Regions from separate parts of the Homo sapiens genome. Here region 2 is linked to region 1. A link is an interaction called in ENCODE POLR2A ChIA-PET data of the cell type or tissue named here. Cell type or tissue: PC-9. All regions are shown on one strand. Links, peaks and the distances in the headings refer to the core of each region. The heading gives the core; the rest is flanking DNA.

What was found. ChIA-PET counts read pairs that join two places held together with the same protein. Peaks named below come from ENCODE experiments on the same cell type or tissue, not always from the same donor. Only the 100,000 strongest peaks of a DNase experiment are listed, where the experiment ranks them.
Region 2: POLR2A ChIA-PET joins it to region 1 with 19 read pairs; 3 of 35 experiments call an interaction of 5 or more read pairs at or near these places.

The regions. Positions count from the first base shown.
Region 1 is chr5:34,672,294-34,677,679 of GRCh38, forward strand. All of the region lies in intron 1 of RAI14 (retinoic acid induced 14), which reads left to right. Among named protein-coding and RNA genes, the nearest start is that of RAI14, 19 kb to the left of the region's middle. In PC-9, for the core only: no CTCF peak of the experiment used is centred there; a DNase peak (open chromatin) is centred at 2,128; H3K27ac peaks cover 4,226 bases.
Region 2 is chr5:34,612,107-34,617,492 of GRCh38, forward strand. No RefSeq gene overlaps it. Among named protein-coding and RNA genes, the nearest start is that of RAI14-DT, 41 kb to the right of the region's middle. In PC-9, for the core only: no CTCF peak of the experiment used is centred there; no DNase peak of the experiment used is centred there.

The DNA of each region.
Region 1 (5,386 bases), core at 141-5,140:
TAAATTGTAAGTTCTTGAGTAGCCTTAATGCTATTACCGTGTAAAACTCTTGCATTAGATGCAAGGTATGTAGGTTTGTGGATATGTGTGGGGTGTGGGGGGGGAGCATATTCAGTCTTTACTGGTTAATGGAAGCATTCCCCATCCTTCATGTTAGTGCTGTTTGCTTTTTATGCCTGCACACAGAAAGTGGTTGAAAATTGAAAGTCTAGGGTTTCAAATTTAGTTAACAGGAGTTTGTCTTTATCAGGCAGGAGGATCTAGCTGCCTCCATAGCCCAGGCATAGAACAGCCTGCAGTGTTCTGTGACAGAAAAATATCTGAAGGGCTTTTCTATTTGTAGTGTGGCAAATCCAGGCTGGCATGGCCCCTGGGGAGTGATGCCTTGGTTAGGTGGTATCTCTTCCAGGTGTCTTGTTTAGAATAAATTAGGGTGACAGTGTGTTTTCATATCATACCTTCACCACTATTCAAGGATTAACTGCTATTCATCATTAGGCATTGAGGTCTACTGGTCCAGCTGAGCCCCAGCACCCCTTCTCACCCCATACCCCAGGGAAACTTCCCCACCGTCTGTCCTTCTCACATTGTTTCTGCCTATCCTGAAGGTTTTGTTTTTCCTATTCCTCCTTAGCCTGTACTCAAGGGAAACAAGCTTCCTTGTTTCCCTCCTTTGTACTCCCTCAGTTCTGTGGAGTCAAGTCCCAGGAGAGCAGAGAAGATAGGGTCCAATGCTATTTCCAGACCCCAAGCACCATTTCCTCTTAGACCCAGCTGTTACAGTGGCTTTTTATTTCTTGAGGGTTTAAAAATCATTTAATGCTATTCACTTATAGTTAATTGTGATTGTTTTCATTGTTGGCCTGGTTTCTATAGGAGACCCAAAGAGCAGTACTTACTTTCAGAATGGAAATAGCCCAGAAGACTCACACTTGAATTGCCAGCAAGGTCTCCTTCAGTGACTGCACTGATGTTAGAGGAGGGTAATGAATGGAGGACTTATGAGGTGAGGCTGTGTGAGGGCAATGGGGCAGGACAGATCCACAAGCAGTGAATAGCCAAACAAGTGAATGATAAACATGCCCTCCTTAACCTGCAGATTCAAAGGGGACATTGTAGGTCATCCTATTATATATTTCACTTCTGTAGCTTCGTGAAGTAAATTTAGCTGCTGACTTCAGGAATGGGCTGAGCAGACCGAAATGCAACCTGCAATTGTGCTGTTGAAGATCTAGGCACCTCTTTTACTGTGGCATCTGAGTTGGGTCTCTGTCACTTGCAACCTAAGAGTACTGACAAATACTTTGGTGCCCGAGGGCAAGTGTCAGAGACCCAACTTGAAATAGCTTAGGCTAGAAGGGGCGTGCCTTGCCTTATGTGACCCCACATCCTGTGCCAAAAGAGTGTGGCTATAGCAGGGCCTCAGGGATCCCTGGAATCAGCACCCCTCAACCCCATTCCCACCCCTGCCTCTGTCCCCTCTCTCAAACCAGCTAGAACTGGGTCTTGGGCAGCTACCAGGCTCCTGGTTTCCCAATTCTCACCCAGAGAGGAAGGTCTACCTCCCCTCCCCCAACTCTAAAAACCCCAGAGTCTCTGAATAGCCCTGATGAGGAGACATTTCCACCTCTAGGGGAGTAGCTATTACCAGAATGACCTGGTTGGAGTGGGTGGGGAGGGTAGGAGGGAAGGCTGTGCCCTGTTGATCAGACCACTTATGGATCCACTACTGGAGTACCAGGCCACAGCGTTCTGCTCAAGGAAATGGGAGGCCTACCTTCATGTGAGCCAGCACCCCCTCTCTGTTGGACTGCAGACAAAAAAAAAATCCTTTTTTTGAATACACAGTGTTTGAGTAATGTCCAAATATGATAGTTGGGACAGCAGAAATAATTTCTGGACTTTCCTTCCACTCCCTTCTAGGGCATCAGAGTTCACAGAATCTATGTCATTAACATATTTATATATTCCTTATTCTGAAAAGTATTAAGACACTGGATGCCTGGGTAAGGAAAGAGATTCACAAGCCAAGTGACACCACTGCGATCATTGTAAATGACGTCTCCAACATTCCAGAATGTGAGAGTCCAAGTTTCCTTATTTCAAAACTGAGTCAAAGAACCAATGAATATGTAGTAAGCCAACTTCTGGCAATTCATTCTTTCTAGGTTAACAACAGGGATTAAATATAGCCATGAATAGAACCTGTTCTCTTACTCACTCTAAAGATATTTTTCATAACCAATTCCTTTGTATATGGGTCTCCCTTTTGCTTTTTGAATCGGATCTTTTGTTTTTTTTTTTTTTTTGAGGCAGAATCTCCTTCCGTTGCCCAGGCTGGAGTACAGTGGTGCGATCTCACCTGACTGCGACCTCCGCCTCCCAGATTCAAGCGATTCTCCTGCTTCAGCCTCCCGAGTAGTAGCTAGGATTACAGGCATCCGCTACCATGCCTGGCTAATTTTTGTATTTTTTAGTGGAGACGGGGTTTCGCCATGTTGACCAGGCTGGTCTTGAACTCCTGACTTCAGGTGATCCGCCCATCTCGGGCTTCCAAAGTGCTGGGATTACAGGCATGAGCCACCATGCTCAGACTTCATTGGATTTTTTTTTTTTTTTTTTGAGACTGAGTCTCGCTTTGTCACCAGGCCTGAGTCCAGTGGTGTGATCTCAGCTCACTGCAACCTCCACCTCCTGGGTTCAAGTGATTCTCCTGCCTCAGCTTCCCAAGTAGCTGGGACTACAGGCATGTACCACCACACCCAGCTAATTTTTGTATTTTTAGTAGAGATGGGGTTTCACCATGTTGGCCAGGATGGTCTCCATCTCTTGACCTTGTGATCCACCCACCCCTGCCTCCCAAAGTGCTGGGATTATAGGCGTGAGCCTCCCGTGCCCAGGCCACTGGATCTTTTTAAGAACAACTTCACTGAGTTAGAACTTACTTTCTGTAAAATTCACTAATTTTAGTATACAATTCAACAACTTTTAGTAAATTAACAGAATTTTACTGTCATCACCACCATCTAGTTTTAGAACATTTCCCTCACCCCAGAAAGATCCTTTATGGCATTTGCAATTACTTCCTGTTAGCGTTCCCAGCCCTGGACAACCACCAATCTACTTTTTGTCTTTATAAATTTACCTTTTCTGGATGTGTCTTAGAAATAGAATCCTGGCCAGGCGTGGTGGCTCATGCCTGTAATCCCAGCACTTTGGGAGGCACAGGCCGGAGGAACGTTTGAGGCCAGCAGTGCAAGACCAGCCTGGGCAACACAGAGACTCTGTTTCTACAAGAAATACAAAAATTAGTTGGGTGTGGTGATGCACACCTGTAGTCCCAGCTACTCAGGAGGCTGAGGTGGGAGGATCACTTGAGCCCAGGAGTTTGAGGCTGCAGAGAGCTATGATGGTGCCACTACACTCCAGCCTGGGCAACAGAGAAAGACTCTGTCTCTTAAAAAAAAGAAAAAAAAAAAGGAATGGAATCATATAATGTGTGGTCTTTTCTGTCTGACTTTCACTTAACAAAATGTGTTTGAGCTTCATCCATGCTTCACCATGGATCAGCTTGCTATTCCTTTTTATTGCTGGGTAGTATTCCATTATATGGAATTGCCACAGATTATTTACCTAGTTGACAAACATTTCTGTTTTACTTTTTCCACAATTACAAATGCTACTTCTATAAATATTCGGTCTTTGTGTGGACATATGTTTTCATTTCTCTCGTAGGTGGGAATAGCATTGCTGAGTCATGTGGTAAATGTACATTTAACTTTGTAAGAAATTGTCACACTGCATTTCACAATGACTATACCATTTTACATTTTCACCAATAATGTTTGAGGATTGGATCTCTATGTTTAAACTTGATGGGCCCTTTTGGGTTTCAAGATAGGTGAAACTTAAGGAATGGACTTTGGAGGAAGATGTGAAGGGGCTTACCCATACACGGTCACTTGGGGTCAGTTGCTGGGCACTCTGTGAGGTGGTTTTTCTCTTCAGAGGTGAACACGGTGGTGTGTTTAGACGGTGGTATTGTAATGAACATCAAAAGATAAGTAACACAGAACAGGACAAGCATTTTAGAGATCATCTTAAAAATAACCTCGATTTAAGGGATAATTGCATGGAGTTTCTTAGTCCTAGAGTGATTTTTATATTCCAGAGGTAGCTTGTTTTGATTAAGCCATGCTTTTTAAATTGAATGGAGTTAGGGCAGGAGGTAACCTTGGGACTTTTCTTTGGTAGGCTTATTGGAGCATGTGAGTCGTGGATTTGACAGACCAGAAAGTAGTGCTGCCAGAACCACAGCCAATTTTGTGTCAGTCAGTGCCGCTGGCTCTGGCTGATTCATAGACTAAGATCAATCCTGGTTGATGGCAGGTTTTATTCTCAAAGGAGAATGATATATTTGGTTTCCAAGAGAAATGTCGTCTCCTGGATAAAGGCAAGTTGTGAATATAGGAGATGAATGGTCTCAAAAGAGTTTTACTACGTGATCATTATGATACAGTATCTAAATGACATTTATGGTTTAAAAAGAATGTGCTCATTTATTTTCTTGGAAAAAAATCTGAGATTTTAAAGTATTTTAGAAAGGATTCATTGCCAAGATGACATTATTGTTATGTCTTTCCCCCCCTAACTTTATCTGGGCAGTCTTTTAACAAACCTGTACCTTTGTTAATTCATAAAAGAAAGTTTACTTGTTTATTCATTCATAACGTATCTGGTTTGCTGAATAAATAAGATTTATAAGATAGTAATCATAAAGCAGCTTTGTTTTGTATCCCCCTGTCTGAAAGTTATAATTGTGAGGTTAGTATATTCCTTGTCTCTGGATGAAATCTATGACATTTCTATTTTTTTTTTTTTTTTTTTTTGAGACACAGTTTCACTCTGTCACGCAGGATGGAGTGCAGTGGCACGATCTCAGCTCACAGCAACCTTTGTCTCCTGGCTTCAAGTGATTCTTTGCCTCAGCCTCCCCAGTAGCTGGGATTATGGGTGCGCACCACCACACCCGGCTCATTTTTGTATTTTTAGAGGAGACGAGGTTTTGCCATGTTGGCCAGGCTGGTCTTGAACTTCTGCACCCGCCTTGCCCTTCCAAAGTTCTGGGATTACAGGCGTGAGCCACCACACCTGGCCGTTTCTTTTTTTTTAAAATGGGGTCTCACTCTGTCTCCCAGGCTGGAGTGTAGTGACAATCATAGCTCCCTGTAGCCTCAAACTCCTGGGCTCAAGTGATCCTCTTGCCTCAGCCTCCCAAGTACCTGGGCCTACAGGTGCTCGCCACCATACCCAGCTAATTTACTTTTATTTTTGTAGAGATGGGGATCTCACTATGTTGCCCAGGCTGGTCTCAGGCTCAAGTGAT
Region 2 (5,386 bases), core at 99-5,098, 60 kb before region 1:
TTTCTTGGTCGTAATCCCTTTAGGATAATTTTCGCCCCACAGCGGTTGACTAGACTACAAATTATAAAAAACTACATCCATTTGCACCCCATTTTATTGACCACTTGGGGTTCTAGAAACTCCCATGACAGTCAGGAAATTGCCTCTTCTAGGTTTCAATTGCAACCTCTCATCCACCCACAAAACCAAGTCCCCATAAGATTCTAAGAACGCTGCCCAAACTCATAAACGCTGCTGACAGGGATGGAGATTGGTTCAAGATTTCTGTGAGGCCACTGGACAAGTATCTCTCACTACATTCCTATCTTTTACTCAGAAAATTCACTTCTAGAAAATTATTCTAAAGCAATAGTTACGGATAATTTTGAAGGTAGCTCCACATCTGTTCGTCACAGCACCATTTAAAATAGCAAGAAATGATAATCAGTCTAAATATCAAACCATACGAGTTAGTTCGGTAAGCTATAAACTTTATTAAAATTATCTGACAGACTGTACGTGATGTAATAGAACATGTAATGACATGGGACCACGTTCTCAAAATCCTAAATGAAAGAAGCAGCAACTTTGTGATACCATATAGAGTGAAATAGATCATAATCTTGTTTTGTTTTTCTCTAAGGTATAGTCATATGCTGCATAATGATGTTTCTGCCAACTATGGACCTCATATATGATGATAGTCCCGTAAGATTAAACTGGGGCTGCAAATTCCTATCACCTAGTGGCGTTGCAATCATGATAATGTCCTAGCACAAAGCATTACTCATGTGTTTGTGGCAATGCTGGTACGAACCCACTGTGCTGCCAGTTCTATAAAAGTCTAACACATACAATTGTGTACAGCACATAATACTTGATGATAAACTACTATGTTACAGTTTATGTATTTACTATTCTACACTTTTTTTTTTTTTTTTTTTTTGAGACGGAGTCTCGCTCTGTCGCCCAGGCTGCAGTGCAGCGTTGCGATCTCGGCTCACCGCAAGCTCCGTCTCCCGGGTTCACGCCATTCTCCTGCCTCAGCCTCCCGAGTAGCTGGGACTACAGGCACCCGCCACCATGCCCGGCTAATTTTTTTGTATTTTTAGTGGAGACGGAGTTTCAGCATGTTAGCCAGGATGGTCTTGATCTCCTGACCTCATGATCCGCCCACCTCAGCCTCCCAAAGTGCTGGGATTACAGGCAAGAGTCACCGTGCCCAGCCTATTCTACACTTTTAATCATTATTTTATTATTTTATGTATTTATTTATTTGTTTTTGAGATGGAGTTTCACTCTGTTACCCAAGTTGGAGTGCATTGATGGGATCTTGGCTCACTGCAAACTCAGCCTCCCAGGTTCAAGCGATTCTTCTGCCTCAGCTTTCTGAGTAGTTCAGATTACAGGCGCCCACCACCATGCCCAGCTAATTTTATATTTTTAGTAGAGACAGGGTTTCACCATGTTGGCCAGGCTGGTCTTGAATTCCTGACCTCAAGTGATCCTTCCGCCTCGGCCTCCCAAAGTGCTGGGATTACAGGCGTGAGCCACCACACATGGCCTAATCATTATTTTAGAGTGTACTGCTTCTATTTTTTTTTTAAGTTAACTGTGAAACTGCCTCAAGCAGGTCTTTCAGGAGTGTTCCAGAAGAAGGCATTGTTATCAGAGGAGATGGCAGCTCCATGCGTGTTACTGGCCCGAAGACCTTCCAGTGGGGCAAGATGTGGAGGTGGAAGACAGTCATATCGATGATCCTGACCCCTGTGTAGGTGTAGGCTAATGTGGGTGTTTGTGTTTTACCTTTTAACAAAAAAAAAAGTTTGAAAAGTAAAAAATAAAATTTTCAAATAGAAGAAAGCTTATAGAACATGGATATAACAAAAGAAAATATTTCTGTACAGCTGTGCGATGTGTGTTTTTGTTTTCGTTTTTGTGTTCTTGTTTTTGTTTTTTTGAGACAGTCTTGCTCTGTCACCCAGGCTGGAGTTCAGTGGCATGATCTCAGCTCACTGCAACCTCTGCCTCCCGGGTTCAAGTGACTCTCCTGCCTCAGCCTCCCAAGTAGCTGGGATTACAGGCACCCACCAATACACCTGGCTAATCTTTGTATTTTTAGTAGAGACGAGGTTTCACAATGTTAGCCACACTGGTCTCAAACTCCTTACCTCAAGTTATCACCCGCCTCAGCCTCCCAAAGTGCTGGGATTACAGGCGTGAGCCACTGCACCCGGCCAGGAAAGAAACTATTTTTAATAAACTTTAGTGTAGCCTAAGTGTACAGTGTTTATAAAGTCTACAGTAGTGTTTAGTAATGTCCTAGGCCTTCCCATTCACTCACTTCTCATTCACTCACTCACTCACTCACTCACCCAGAGCAACTTCCAGTCCTGCAAGCTCCATTCATGGTAAGTGTCACCTACAAGTGTACCATTTTTAATTTTTGGATTTTGTGTTGTTTGTTTGTTTTTGTTTTTGTTTTGTTTTTGAGACAAGGTCTCTACTCTGTTGGCCAGATTGGAGTGCAGTGGTGCAATCACAGCTCACTGTAGCCTCAACCTCCTGGGCTCAAGAGATCCTTCCACCTCAGCCTCCCAAGTAGGCAGAAACACAGGCATGTACCACCATGCCTGGCTAATTTTTTTTTTTTTTTTTTTTTAGAGACAAGTTCTCCCTATGTTGCCCAGACTGGTCTCAAACTCCTGGGTTCAAGCAATCCTCCCACCTCAGCCTCCAAAAAGGCTGAAACTACAGGTGTGAAACACTGCACCCAGCTTCATTGTTTATCTTTTATACTGTATTTTTACTGTGCCTTTTCTATGTTTAGATATACAAGTACTTACCACTGTGTTACCATTGCCTTCAGTACAGCAGCAGCTGTACAGCTTTGTAGCCTGGGAGCAATAGGCTATACCATATAGTCTGGGTGTTTAGTCAACTGTACCATCTAGGCATGAGTAAGTACACTCTGTGATGTTCGCACAAAGATGAAATCACCTAATGGCACATTTCTTAGAATGTATCCCCATCATTAGGTAATGCATGACTCTTCATATATGTGTATATAAATATATATGTTCATTAAAACATTAACAGTGATCATCTCTAGGGAGTAGGACCATGAGTGATTTCTAAATTTTTTTCTGCTTATCAGTAATGAAATGTGTTTCTTGAATGTAATTTATAATGAGTAAAAAGATTAACAATTTTAAAATGAAAATGCTTTCTAAAATAAAAGGGCAAAAAAATCCCAAAGTTTGGATATCGATTGTTGGATATTGACCGTTTCCTGTCTGCCTGTGCAGCACTCTCAATCAAGAAACTACAGTTTGCATTCCTGAGGACATATCTTCCTGGCATTTAGAGTGGGGCATCAGGCCTCGCTGGCTTCAACTAAGAGAGAACCCCTCTGCCAGGTGGTGGACAGCATCCTCTGTTGCTCACACACAATGAGGCTTTAAGTCCACTAGGTCCTGCTCCCATGCTTTTTTGGATCTGTTAGCCTCATATTCACCTATCCCCAGGCTTTTTGGGGAAACCTAGAATCTGGTAGCATTCTGACTTGGCGGGATCACTGTCTCTGAAGCTGATACGTTAAGCCACCAAGTGGGACCAGCCACATAATTTTAAGGGATCAGGTGTTAAATGGAAACGTGGGCCCCTTTGTCAAAACTTACTGAGAATTTCAAGATGATGAGAGCAGAGCATTAATCAGGTGCAGGCCTTTCTGAGCATGTGGGCTTTTTCTACTGCGCAGGTAGCACGCCTATGAAGCCACCCTGGCACCAGCCTCCTTCTTATGTCCTATCAAGTATGTTCAACTATAAAATGCAAACAAGTTAGTTTATTCGTGACCCTAATCAAGAGAGGCAGTTGAAATGGGGCCAAGACGAGTGTCAGGTAGACAGGACTTATCTTCTACCATCCCAGGATAATGATGCCATTATGGCCACATTGTTCCAGAGTGTGTCTGTGTCCATTTATCCTCCTGGTACCCAGAGGGAGGAGAGGAGGAAGGGAGGAAGGGAGAGAGGGAGGGAGACTGCTGGGTGACCAGGGCAGAGGAAAGGAAAACTTTGCAACTATCAAATCATGCTCTTTTCTGCCCTCTACCCCACTAGAATGGCCAGTTGTGGGTCTCACACATCTTCGAAATAAAAGAAATAAACTTCCCATTATTTAGTAGCCTACTATCCAATGGGAGTATTATCTTGGCCAATTTGTTAACAAGTCAAATTAGAAATTTGTTACTAAGACGTTTTATTTTATTTTATTTTATTTTATTTTATTTTTTGAGGGTCTTGCTTTGTCACCCAGGCTGGAGTGCAGTGGCATGATTTGGGCTCACAGCAAGCTCCACCTCCTGGGTTCAAGTGATTCAAGCCTGGCTCATTTTCGTATTTTTTGTAGAGACAGGGTTTCATTATGTCACCCAGGCTGGTCTCGAACTCCTGAGCTCAAGCGATCCACCCACCTCGGCCTCCCAAAGTGTGGGGACTACAGGCATGAGCCACTGTGCCTGGTGGTTACCAAGACTCTGGTGGCAATTAAAGCTCAAACATTTATTATGCATTTATGCAGCGAACAAAATATCACATGTACTGCATAAATATGTACAAATATTATGTATCAATAAAAATAAAACAAAAATGAAAAAAGCAGTATGTAATTAGCACTTTCTCTTGTTCCAGTTTAAATGTTTCAGAAAATTCTAACAAAAAGATCACATGGTGAGTGGCAGAGCTTGTGCTGCTGGCACTGCAGAGCCTGAAAGTGTAATTGTGGGTCTTTGTTTCTGAAGGGCCAGTGAGTGGTCTGGGACATGCCACTTAATTGATCTGTGTCTCAGTCTCCTCAGTTGTAAGCAAAGATAACAATATTCACAGTATTATTAGGAGAACAAGATAAAATAATATGAATTAAGAACTTTGCAAATGGTCTCTTTTTAAAGCCTATACATAAAAGTATTAATGAGCTATTACCTTAAATAATAGCTGCTGGGACATGCTGGGAAATGAGCAGGTGCTAAATATATAGCCTGGTTTTTTTCTACAAGAAAATAGTTTGCTTTCCTGTATCTAGATTCACATTGTACACTGCACAAAATGTTTATTTAAAAAAGAAAATAACATCCCTTGTATTCTTCAGCCAAAGGTATGTGACCATCTTTTGTTCTGCAAATGTAACAAGCCTAAAAATACCTTCCTGTTAAGTATCATTATAAGAAACCATAGGCTAGGGAAAAGATTGCTGCTCATAGTTGTAGCTCATTTATTTCAAGTGCTGTTTTATGTTTCAAACTACACTACACCAGAAGGCTTCAGACGTAACCTTGGAATATGACTTAACTCATACTTAATCTGATTCTCACAGATACTTTTCCTGAGTACACACCTAGATAACA